Regions from separate parts of the Mus musculus genome. Here region 1 is linked to region 2. The links are chromatin contacts, found by Hi-C in ENCODE. All regions are on one chromosome and are shown on one strand. The core of a region is the stretch at or near the end of the contact, and the rest is flanking DNA. Distances in the headings are between cores, read along the strand shown. Region 1 overlaps Kcnk3 (potassium channel, subfamily K, member 3). Region 2 overlaps Magi2 (membrane associated guanylate kinase, WW and PDZ domain containing 2).

Region 1 (5,258 bases), core at 835-3,334, 9.9 Mb after region 2:
TTTTATATCTCCCTTGTTTTTATATCTCCCTTGTTTATATATCTCCCTTGTTTTTATATCTCCCCTGTTTTTATATCTCCCTTGTTTTTATATCTCCCCCGAACCCTGGGCCTCTCACTCTTTTATACTCTCAGTTCACATCCACGTACAGCAGGCCACGCCACCTCACCAGGCACGCAGCTTCAGCTAGTCAGGGCAGCAGGGGCAAATCTCCACCAAATTGGATTCACCAGTATCCTGGTACACCTGCGCAGCACTCAAGATGTTTGTGGTTTATATGAGGAAGTCAGGTGCAAATCATATGACTTAGCAGCAGTCCCTGGCGCCTTTGGGACTGCCGCCACACCCGCTCCCCACACACCAGAACAACTCTCACCTTTCAATCAAACCTCCTGCTGCAAGAACACCAGGAATATTTCATTGTTGTTAGAGGTTATTATTCTTGTCATTTTGACTAGGCCCACACAGTGGTGCATGCTGGGAGTCCCAGCACTCAGGAGGCAGGGACAGAAGGATCCCATGAGCCTAGGTAACCCAGGCCAGTCTGAGCAATGTGGTAAGACCCTGCCTAATAATAATATACTTACTATTGTTGTTATTATTAATGTGTTTCTACGTATAAAAGTAATAGAGGGTTGGGGGACAGAGCTCAGGGCTAGAGCATATGCACAGTCCTTGGATCAATCCTCAGTACTATAAATAATAATAATAATAATTATGATTATTATTATTATTACTATTATGGATTGTTTCTGTAAAACATGTAAAACTATACGAAAAGAAAATTAAAATCGATAATAAGCTCATTATTCATGGATAAACTCTGCAAGCTTTCTGCTACACTTCTATAGCTCTTCCCCCGTATTTATGCATATGTATTTTTTGTCTTTATAGATTTAGGATATGATCCCGCCCTACAGAAAGCATTGGGCTTACTGTTTTTGACATAATACAGTGATTTTCTATGTAATTAGGAGACTCCTCAGGAACAGCACTTTAATGGCTGCACAATATTCCACCCCATAAATATACCTTAATATGTTTAACTAAAGCCTATTGGCGACCATTTGGAGTGTTTACAATTTTTCACAATGAAAATGCTGCTATAAACATCCGTGTTCATAAATCTTTGCTCTGATCTCTGGTTATTTTCCCAGCAGAGATTCCTGGAAGTGGTACCACAGGGTCCCGGTCGATGCATTTCTAAGGATCTTGCTGTTGTATATGGAAATGCTTTTCTGGGAGGATCCGCTGGTCCCCACTCACTGACAACAGTATCGTCAGGACCATTTTCTCGGCCTCGAGTGTTTCTTCTTCCTATACATTTTAGCTTCAACAGTCACCTGTGGGAACCCTGTCTCTTCCTTCTTCCCTTCAGAGGTCAGGACAAATTCCACCTCCCTGAAATCCTCCTTGATACCCAAGCTAGGGCTCTTCACTTCCACCCCGCATTCTGCCCCCACCCCAGTCACTCCCCAAGCTGGCCAACTCTGTCATATCTCTCAATAGTGAGTGTTGTAATTACCTTTGCTTTGGGGAAAACACTGAACCTTTAAAGCCATCCACCAAATGGTTTCGTCTGATTTACTTCCATATGGAAGTTACCTTGACATCAAGGACTTCGGTTTGGTCATCTAGTCTACCTCTCCTGGCCACATTCCCCAACCTTGAATGTAGCCCAACTGCAAGCTACCCTTGAGTTGAAGAACACTGTTAGTTCTGCATTTACTATTCCTTGTCCTGGTGGAATGAACAAAGCTGCTCCCTCTACAGCATTGGGGGAGACTGAGAGGATAGGGTAGGATATTCTAGTCCTCACTCTGCCAGACACTTATGGGTGTGGCTCTGGTCCTCTGCTTCCCTCTAGGACTTAGTTTACTCCTTTGTAAAATGGGCATGTTGAACCACCCAATGGCCTTGGTATGCAGCACATACCCCTCCTAAGGCTCCCTGCTTAAAGCCTCTGTTCTAAACCTATGAGGCCCCTGCACAGAGCTAGCCTTGGGCTGGGGGGTGGGGGGGCGGCAAAGGAGCTGAGCCCTGAAGCAGGCCTGGCTGCAGGCCAGACTGTGTCTGCAAACACTGACCTTGGCTGCTGCAGGGATTTTCCATGACACCAGCACCCTCCCTCTCAACTCCCCCATTTTGCATGGGCCTGGGAGGCTGGGGGTGGGGCACCAGAGCTCTTCTGCATAAGAAGTCCTCAGGCAGTAACAGGGACAGACACCTGTGGGGTGCAAGTCAGCTCAAGAGAGAGGGGAAAGCCAAGAAGTCAGGGATGGGAAGTGTGGGAGCTGGTGCTATAGAGTGGAGGGCAGAGGCTGAAAATGGAGCTGCCAAGATGGAACAAAGAGGCCCTGGGAAGGGGCAGGGAGAGAAGAGATGGGTGCCTTGTTTTAGAACTGTCCTTTCAGGAGTTCTGGCCCGGAGGGTGACAAACCCCAGACCCAGTTCTGCATGTTCATTCCCGCCCCCACCCAACTCCCTGGAGTCCTGATGCCTTTGCAGACCTAGTTTTGGGCTGAGCCAGACCTACAGCCAGGGGCTTATTTGGGGGCCTAGAGTTGGGCTTATTTTGAAGGCGGAAAGGGTATATACAAACAAGGGCCAGGGCTGAGAGTCAACAAAAAATCCTGAGATGGCCTCCTCTCTTTGCAATTAGGAATTTGGGAAGGGGAGCAAGAATTCGGGGGTCACCATCACTGCACAGAGCCTTACCTTATAGATCTTTGGTTTTTCCAGGTAGAACAGCAATTGATAATGACCTACCCAAGTCCTGTGCGTGACACAAAGGGTGCCCACAAAGAGTCCGAGGGGCCAGAGCCTGCAGACTTCTGTGTGGAAAGAGAGCACAGAGATGAAGCTGTGAGCAAGGAGGCCCTTCCTCCACATGGAGGAAGCCCTCGGAGCTCCTTAGACAGCCTGCTGCCTGACTGGATCTTCCAGAGACTGGGAGAGCACCTGAACTCTCTGCAATGTCTGCTAGGCCAGCCACCCTTCCCCTCAGAGCAGAGCCTGAGTACCAATGCCTGATGCCTTCCACCTCAGATGCTTTAATGCGCCCATTCTGGTTTTGGCTCTTGTCTCCACATTGCTATCTATGGTCTCCAGAGCTCCAGCTCTGAGGGGCACAGTCCCCAAAGAACCTTTTCCAGGCACCCACAGCTCAATCCTGACCGCTCCCTCCTGTCCGCTCTCCTTCCCAGCCTGCTGGCATCGTCCCTCCCCAGAGCCCGAACTGCCTTCCTTCTGCTTAGCAAGCTCTGGCAGCGCACTCAGGTCACCCTTCCCCTCCCCCATTTCCAACAACGACCTAGTGTGCAAAGCCTCTGGGTGTCTCAGACCACAGGTCACCTCATTCATCTTTCCCCTGGCCAGGGCTGTATTTACTCTAGATAAGCAAGTCTGCTGGGAGGCAGGGCACAGCCAGGAACTGCCAAGGTTCTAATCTGCCCAGAGATGGGGCTCAGAGACCCAGAGTCAAAGAAGGACCTGGAAGAAGGACCACATAAGTTCTTGATGTGACAGAGGAGGGCTTCCCAAACCATGCTCAGAGGAACCCTAGCTTAGCAATAAGCACTGTGAGAAAAATGTTCTGCCGTCAAATACATGAGAAACATGACACATTCCTCCAGCTATTCATGGGAACACGGACGGGTATGACCATGTGACACTTAAGTCACATGATAAAAACATTCTTTTTAGTCCCTATTTTCCCAATTTAATTGAGTCAAACAACTCTTTTCTCATCCAACCCTTAACATACCACTGAGCTGGTATCTGAGGAAATTAATGTCAATAAACATTGATTATAGCACGTTGTGGGGGGGGGGCTTTAATGTTCATGCAATCTTGGGAACCCAAATATATTCACATTGGCATCTCAAATCTACTAGTTCACCAAATCTCTCATGAGGTCACTGTACCCATTTCACAGATGAGAAACTAGAGGCTCAAAGGGTTAAAGAACCTGGCCAAGGTTAAGAGCTATTTGGCTATGGAGCCTGTGCACTTTCTGCCTCACTGAATTGCAGATGCCCTACCTATCTGCAGCGTTTCCCACATGTAAGGATAGCCTGATTCAGTCTTGCAGAATCAATTATCCCATGCTAATCTCAAGTTTCTGATTGACAAGTGTGTTCTTAATTGATTTTGATGGGGGAAATAAACTAATTAGAGTCTTAAGAATCATCACCTTGGCGCTGGTTCCATGTAGTAAAATATTGTATTTGATCAACACTTCACAAATGGAAGCTTTGATCTTGTGAGTGGGTGGCTGAACAGAGAAACTACTAAAAGACGTTCAGGACAGTGAAAAATGCCAGGGTAAGAACCAGGAATGAAAAGGGATGACACAAAGCTAGTGCTAGCCAAGCTGAGGACAGACCTCAGCCTCCTGCCCTCCAGCTCCACACACTCAGCTCCACCCGAGATGGGGCCATGGGTCCACCTGGGGGCCAGTTAGGCCAAGGGTAGGAAGCAGGCAGGCAGGCAGGCAGGCTAACACACTCCTGGCGCCAGTGGGGAGCAGGTGGCCAAGACCAGCCTATTATCAAGAGCTTAGAATTCTGCTTCAAGTAGAAGGAGCCAGGCCACTGGGAGAAGAGACCAGGAGGGAGAGGGGGAGGGGAAGACACACCCTCTCCATGCCCCCCTAGATCTCTGAAAGCCAGAGCTACAACCAGTGGTTGAGTTCCTGACACCAGGCAGAGACGAGGATAGAGGCCTGAGGCTTTCAATACTGTTGTTTAGTTCCTTGCTATCCTAAAATATTTATGCTGATAATTAACATTTATGTCCAGCCACAGCTTCCTCCACTGAATTTTTAAAAGAGATTTTTATTACATTTATTTATTTAGAGAGAGTATGTATGTGTTAGTGTGTGTGTGTGTGTGTGTGTGTGACTGTGTCTCTGTGTGTCTGTGTGCATCTGTGACTATGTCTGTGTCTGTGTGTGTGTCTGTGTTTGTGTGTGTGACTGTATCTGTGTCTGTGTGTGTATGTCTGTGTGACTGCACATATATTCTGTGGTATATTGTGGAGGTCAGAGGAACTTGTGGAATCTCCTAGGAATTAAATCAGGCCATCAGGCTAGGCATCAAATGCCTTTACCCAGTGAGCTATCTTGCTGGTCCTGGTGGCTTCTGTGCCCAGACCCATCTCCTATCTAAGTCACTTCCTATGAAGAGTCGATAGCTCTGACTGAATGAGTAGGTGGAGCTTTGGCCACACCTGAACTGTTAGGCAGCAGCCAGGGG
Region 2 (4,865 bases), core at 341-2,840:
ATTTCAGGCCAGCTCATTGCCTCGGCCATATGTGATATAATGGTGGGAGTACGAGCTATTAACATGCAAACTGTCATCACCATGGTCCTGGGCACTAACCCCCCCAGGTCTTTAGAATTCGTGTTTAACTGTTTCAGGCATATTTTCCTACACTGGCAAGTTGCTGCTTTCTATCAAATGCTAGTCTGATTTTTAACTGTAGCCCACAGTAGGGGTTTCCACTGAACACATCGACTAATTCCAGATTATTCCGAAGGTAACCAAGGATACTTGGTTTCCAAACTGAAAAGATTCATGGACATCAGTTTATGGAGAGAAGGAAGATAAGGCTGTACTCAGAGTGACCTATTCAGATCTCACAGCAAAGGACAAAGTGTGTGCAACTACTCTGATAGTTTAAAGGTGGCCAGAACTGTTGGGGAAGAGAGCAACTCCACTGTCCTCTTCCTGTCCTCGTCTAAGTCACCATCAGAAGAAGTACCATATACACATCTCAACTTTAAAACAAAGCAGGCTCCTGGTATTCATGAGCTGGGCGGACTCAAGATCACTAACCTTACCACCTACTAGTGGAAAAGAATCAACAGCCACCCAGAACTCAATATAAATGTGGCTTCTTTGTGTCCCACTCATATACTAATTCCTTAGAGAAAATAACATTCTGAGAATTATAAAACTTAAGATCTTTTCAAAGGTCATGAGACATTTTCCTCACAAATATCAAGGGTTCCTGTATTGAATTTCCCTGCTTGATTTTGCCTTGGGGTAAGAAAATTCCAGGGAAATGTTATTGCTGGTGGTCATAACTAACTCACTGAATCCAACACATCTGCCCCCTACTTGGTTTCCGGCCAGTGTTTTGTTTTATGTTATATATACTTTTTTGGAAAGTCAACATAGTTGCTTGGAAGGCAACAGAGTAAATCCTCAATGGCCTTAAAGCTAGGCTTTCTAGAATCAGTCCCGTTTATCTTAGTCTAGGAGCCATCCATGTTAAAACTACAAAAAAAAAAAAAAAAAAAAATCAAAGACAATGATTTTCTTTTCGGGCAAGAAAGCAATGATAGTTTTCAGATGAATCAATCCAAATCCCAAGGTTATTAGGCAATTGCTGAGAACTATGCTTTGAGCGACACCTAACGGCTGAGAAAATCACACACCCAACTCCTTTGAGGAGGACTCAGATCCATCCCAAGAATCGCAGAAGGCCTGCTAAAAACAGAGGAGCACCTGGTCTCTATACTGCTGGGACCTGCTGGGCTGGGTCGCTGGGCAACTTGTATTTCCACAGTGAGGTCTGAGAACCGGTGATTTATTGCCAAGTCAGTGGCCATGCTAGGCGTGACCCCAGAAATTAAGAGCAGACTGAGGCAAAGGGATTAGGCCCGAGCTGTGCCTTGAACTCTTGAGCGATGGCTGCCCGGGACGGGTGGGGGACGGAACCCCGGGGTGCGGCTGGCTGCCCTCTGGGCAGTTGAGGGATGTGGCGGGGCCCTTGAGAGCAGCCGCCTGGCTGCCAGCCCGGGTCCCCGGCATGGGGGTGGGGGAGTTAGCTGGAGCGCGGGGACGCGGCGCGCCCTAACGCCTGTGCTTCCTGTCCACAGACGAACCCCACGCCTGGAGTGCTGCCGCTGCCGCCGCCCCAGGCCTGCCGGAAGTAGGCGTCTCCCTCGAAGACATCCTCTCTCCATTCTCTCCATCACATCCAGCCCCACCCTCCGACCCTTCCCACCAGATAGGCCCAGACCCAACTTGGGATATCCAAAGGGAACACGACGTTAGGAAACCAAAGGAGCTTTCGGCCGGCGGCCAGAAGAAGCAGCGCCTGGGGGAGCAGAGGGAGCGCTCGGCGAGCCCGCAGCGCAGTGCGCGGCCCAGGCTGGAGGAGGTGCCCGGCGGCCAGGGGCGGCCCGAGGCCGGCAGGCCCGCCTCGGAGGCGGCCGACGGGAAGGAGGCGCTGCGCGGCCGGCGTGAGGGCCTCGGGGCCGCGGGCGCGCGGGAGGCCGAGGCCAAGGTGGGTGTGCGCTCGGGGGCCCGACCCGCAGCGCGGCCCACGGGGGGCGGCCCAGCGCGCAAGGCGACGATGGCGCCGGGGCCCTGGAAGGTGCCGGGCTCCGACAAGCTGCCGGGCGCCCTGCAGCCTGGCGCCTCGGCCGCGGGCAGATGAGCCCCAAGGCGAGGGGCCCCCGCCCGCCTCCACGCAGGCCGATCTTCCTGGGTTCCGTCTCACGGCGTTTTAATTTATTTCCACTGTCACACGCATAGATCTATACGAGGCGCCGAAGCCCGGGAGCGCCGGCGTGCGACGCGCGTAGGCGGCACGGCACGGTGTGCGCGCAGGCAGACCTAAACTGATCCTAAAGCCCCCGGTTCCATGGTGGGAGCTTTGGCAGCTACGGAAGAACCAAAATCACGCAAACATCACAGAGAGACAGTGCAGTGTAGCTTTAGATTCAAAAAGAGAAAAAGAAAAAAGTTCCCCCCACTGCATGAAGGATTTGGATGTCATCCAAACTTTATATCAAGAAACTGGACAAGTTCAGAGCAATCACAAACTGGAATATCGCCTTAAAAAAAAATCAAACTGCACGGAGCAAGCGGAAACTGAGACAAGATTATATCTTTTAATTGATCTAAAGTGTTGTAAATAAATCGTTCTTGACATATCTAGACAGGGGATAAAGGGTTTCTTTGAAACATCCAGAACTGTTCTCCCATGCTACGTTTCCATGGCTCCCCCTTCAGCATCCACCAACGGTATTAGCAGCAGCGTCCCCTGCCTACTGCAGGATGAGTTAGAAACCTAGTGAATTCATTGGTGTGATGCCTTTTTTACTGCCATTTCTGTGGTCAAGTCACATTTCTGTACATTTTCAGTAGTAGGGAAAAAAGGTTTTAAAAATTGTATCCTAGGGAGCAGTTTGCCGTAAGTCAGAATTTTGCAGGTTAGCTCGTAGATCCTAATTGGTTGCCTCTAAAATAATGAGTTTGATAATCAAAAGACCATAATCTGTTTAATCGAGATTGACAACGCTGCAGTTCCTTCCTGAAAAGGCTTCCTGTCATCCCAGGCACTCAGAGATACGTAGCTGCTCTGTTAGCAATCTTCTATTTTACCTATTTGATTGTCTTATTTTAAAGCTCTTCATTTGCACTTTGACAAAGTATTTGTCCTATATTTCTCAAATTAGAATCTCTAATATTGAAAGCATTATGATAACTAATTTATTTTCATTAAAGAACATAAGTCCTTTGGCATTCCTTTCTGCTTTCCTTATTTGATCTCCTTTTTGTTTCCACCTGTAGCTTTTCGCCTCCAATTTGCTAATGCTTTTTGTTACACTAACAATCTATAGATGCACCTTTATGTCCCCGGGTTACCATCGCAGGTCAGCGATTGTCCCTGCAGTAAAAACTGTCAAACGTTAACATTAGTCAGCTATCCATTGGTATTTATTGTAGCTGCACATATTTAAAGACAAAATGTCTGAAGGCATTTTGTCATGAATATGTTTTGTATAACTGAGGCTTCAACTCTTCAGATATTCTGCTCCTTACACAAGTACTTGTTGAGTAAGAGGGAAGCCGGGTCCATCACGCCAGGTCACATGTAACTGCTGTCTCAATGAGTCTTCCCACTCTCTGGACACTACCTAGTTTAATTTCCATCGTACATAAAGATAGTTGTTCCACAAGCAAATATGGTCAGAAGCCTCAAGTGAAGGGTATTGCAGCTTGTAAAAGTAATTTCCAAAATGAAACACATTCATCATAAACAAAGCACAAACACGTGTAGCGGTTTATACTTTCGGTTTAATCTCAATTTGTCTTTTTCCCCTGGACTAGAAATCCAGTATAGTTTGCCATTAATTTATTGACTCTGGGTTTGGACCATGCTCTGTAGTGTAGCTGCACGTACGTCCTGGTACTGTGTCCTCTGACCTTTACGTTCCATAGGCTTCAGAAGGACAACCGTGGAGATCACCCTTGCATAAACTCTAATTTGCACACTTCACAGCTACTACCCGTGCAGCAATTGCTTTATGCGGCTGTAATCCATAACCCGTGAAGACAGCACATCATCTAAATCTCATTCCAAATAATATTTCTGTGTAGTGTTAGCTGTGAATTTACCCTGTACAGCTGTATCTCTATAAATATAATTCCATGTATTAATAGTCACAGAAAGACTGTAAGTGAGCAACTATTTTTATGAAACGCACCACTATGGATAAATTAACTTTTACAGAAATCTTGTTTACTGTATGATATTCTAAAACACTGTCAAATAAAATATATATCCAAAAATCTTTTCTTTTTCCAGCTATATAAACTGTGTGTTAATTTTAATTTAGTAAGGAATAGGGGTATTATTATTATTATTATTTTGGTTTGGTTTGATTGTTTTGTTTTTCAAAACATGTTTTCTCTGTGTAGCCCTGGCTGTCCAGAAACTCAATCTGTAGACCAGGCTGGCTTCAAACTCACAGAGATCCTCTGCCTCCCAGTACTGGGATTAAAGGCACGGTGCCACCACTTCCTGCCTCGCCCCACTGTCACCTCCCTTGGCTTTTTAAAGCTGCTCCCCCCGCCCCTGAAATGTCTAAAGTATAAGTTTAATGACTGAAATAGAACTTCTTTGAGATTTGAGTCTGGATGCCCTGGCAATACACAGAAAAACTGTTTTGGTTTGAGGATTTGGGTTTTGTTTGTTTTTAACTCAAGTAAACTGAAACTATCCAGTTAGGACTATCTTTTGCTTAAATCACGACTTGGCTGTGTGTTTCTGCTGTTTACTACATTGATACCTTAAACCCTCTTATGGAAAAAGTTACAGTATCAACAACATACATAGCAGCAGTATT

Evidence for each region. Hi-C counts contacts between places; a loop is a spot of excess contacts on that map.
Region 1: a loop to region 2 is called in a map of T-helper 17 cell, with 131 times the contacts of the local background. The contact joins two enhancer-like sites. A Hi-C loop is called at or near these places in 4 of 37 maps with a recorded cell type or tissue (T-helper 1 cell, T-helper 17 cell and regulatory T cell).

The regions. Positions count from the first base shown.
Region 1 is chr5:30,612,312-30,617,569 of GRCm38, forward strand. All of the region lies in intron 1 of Kcnk3 (potassium channel, subfamily K, member 3), which reads left to right. Among named protein-coding and RNA genes, the nearest start is that of Gm9899, 26 kb to the left of the region's middle. Within about 2 kb of position 2,085, at least 1 of the 3 ENCODE cell types and tissues checked has a DNase peak (open chromatin) inside an H3K27ac peak, as active enhancers do.
Region 2 is chr5:20,700,466-20,705,330 of GRCm38, forward strand. Magi2 (membrane associated guanylate kinase, WW and PDZ domain containing 2) reads left to right here. Exons shown (of 23, transcript NM_001170746.1): 23 at 1,605-4,326. The coding sequence ends at 1,661. Among named protein-coding and RNA genes, the nearest start is that of Gm52763, 21 kb to the left of the region's middle. Within about 2 kb of position 1,591, at least 1 of the 3 ENCODE cell types and tissues checked has a DNase peak (open chromatin) inside an H3K27ac peak, as active enhancers do.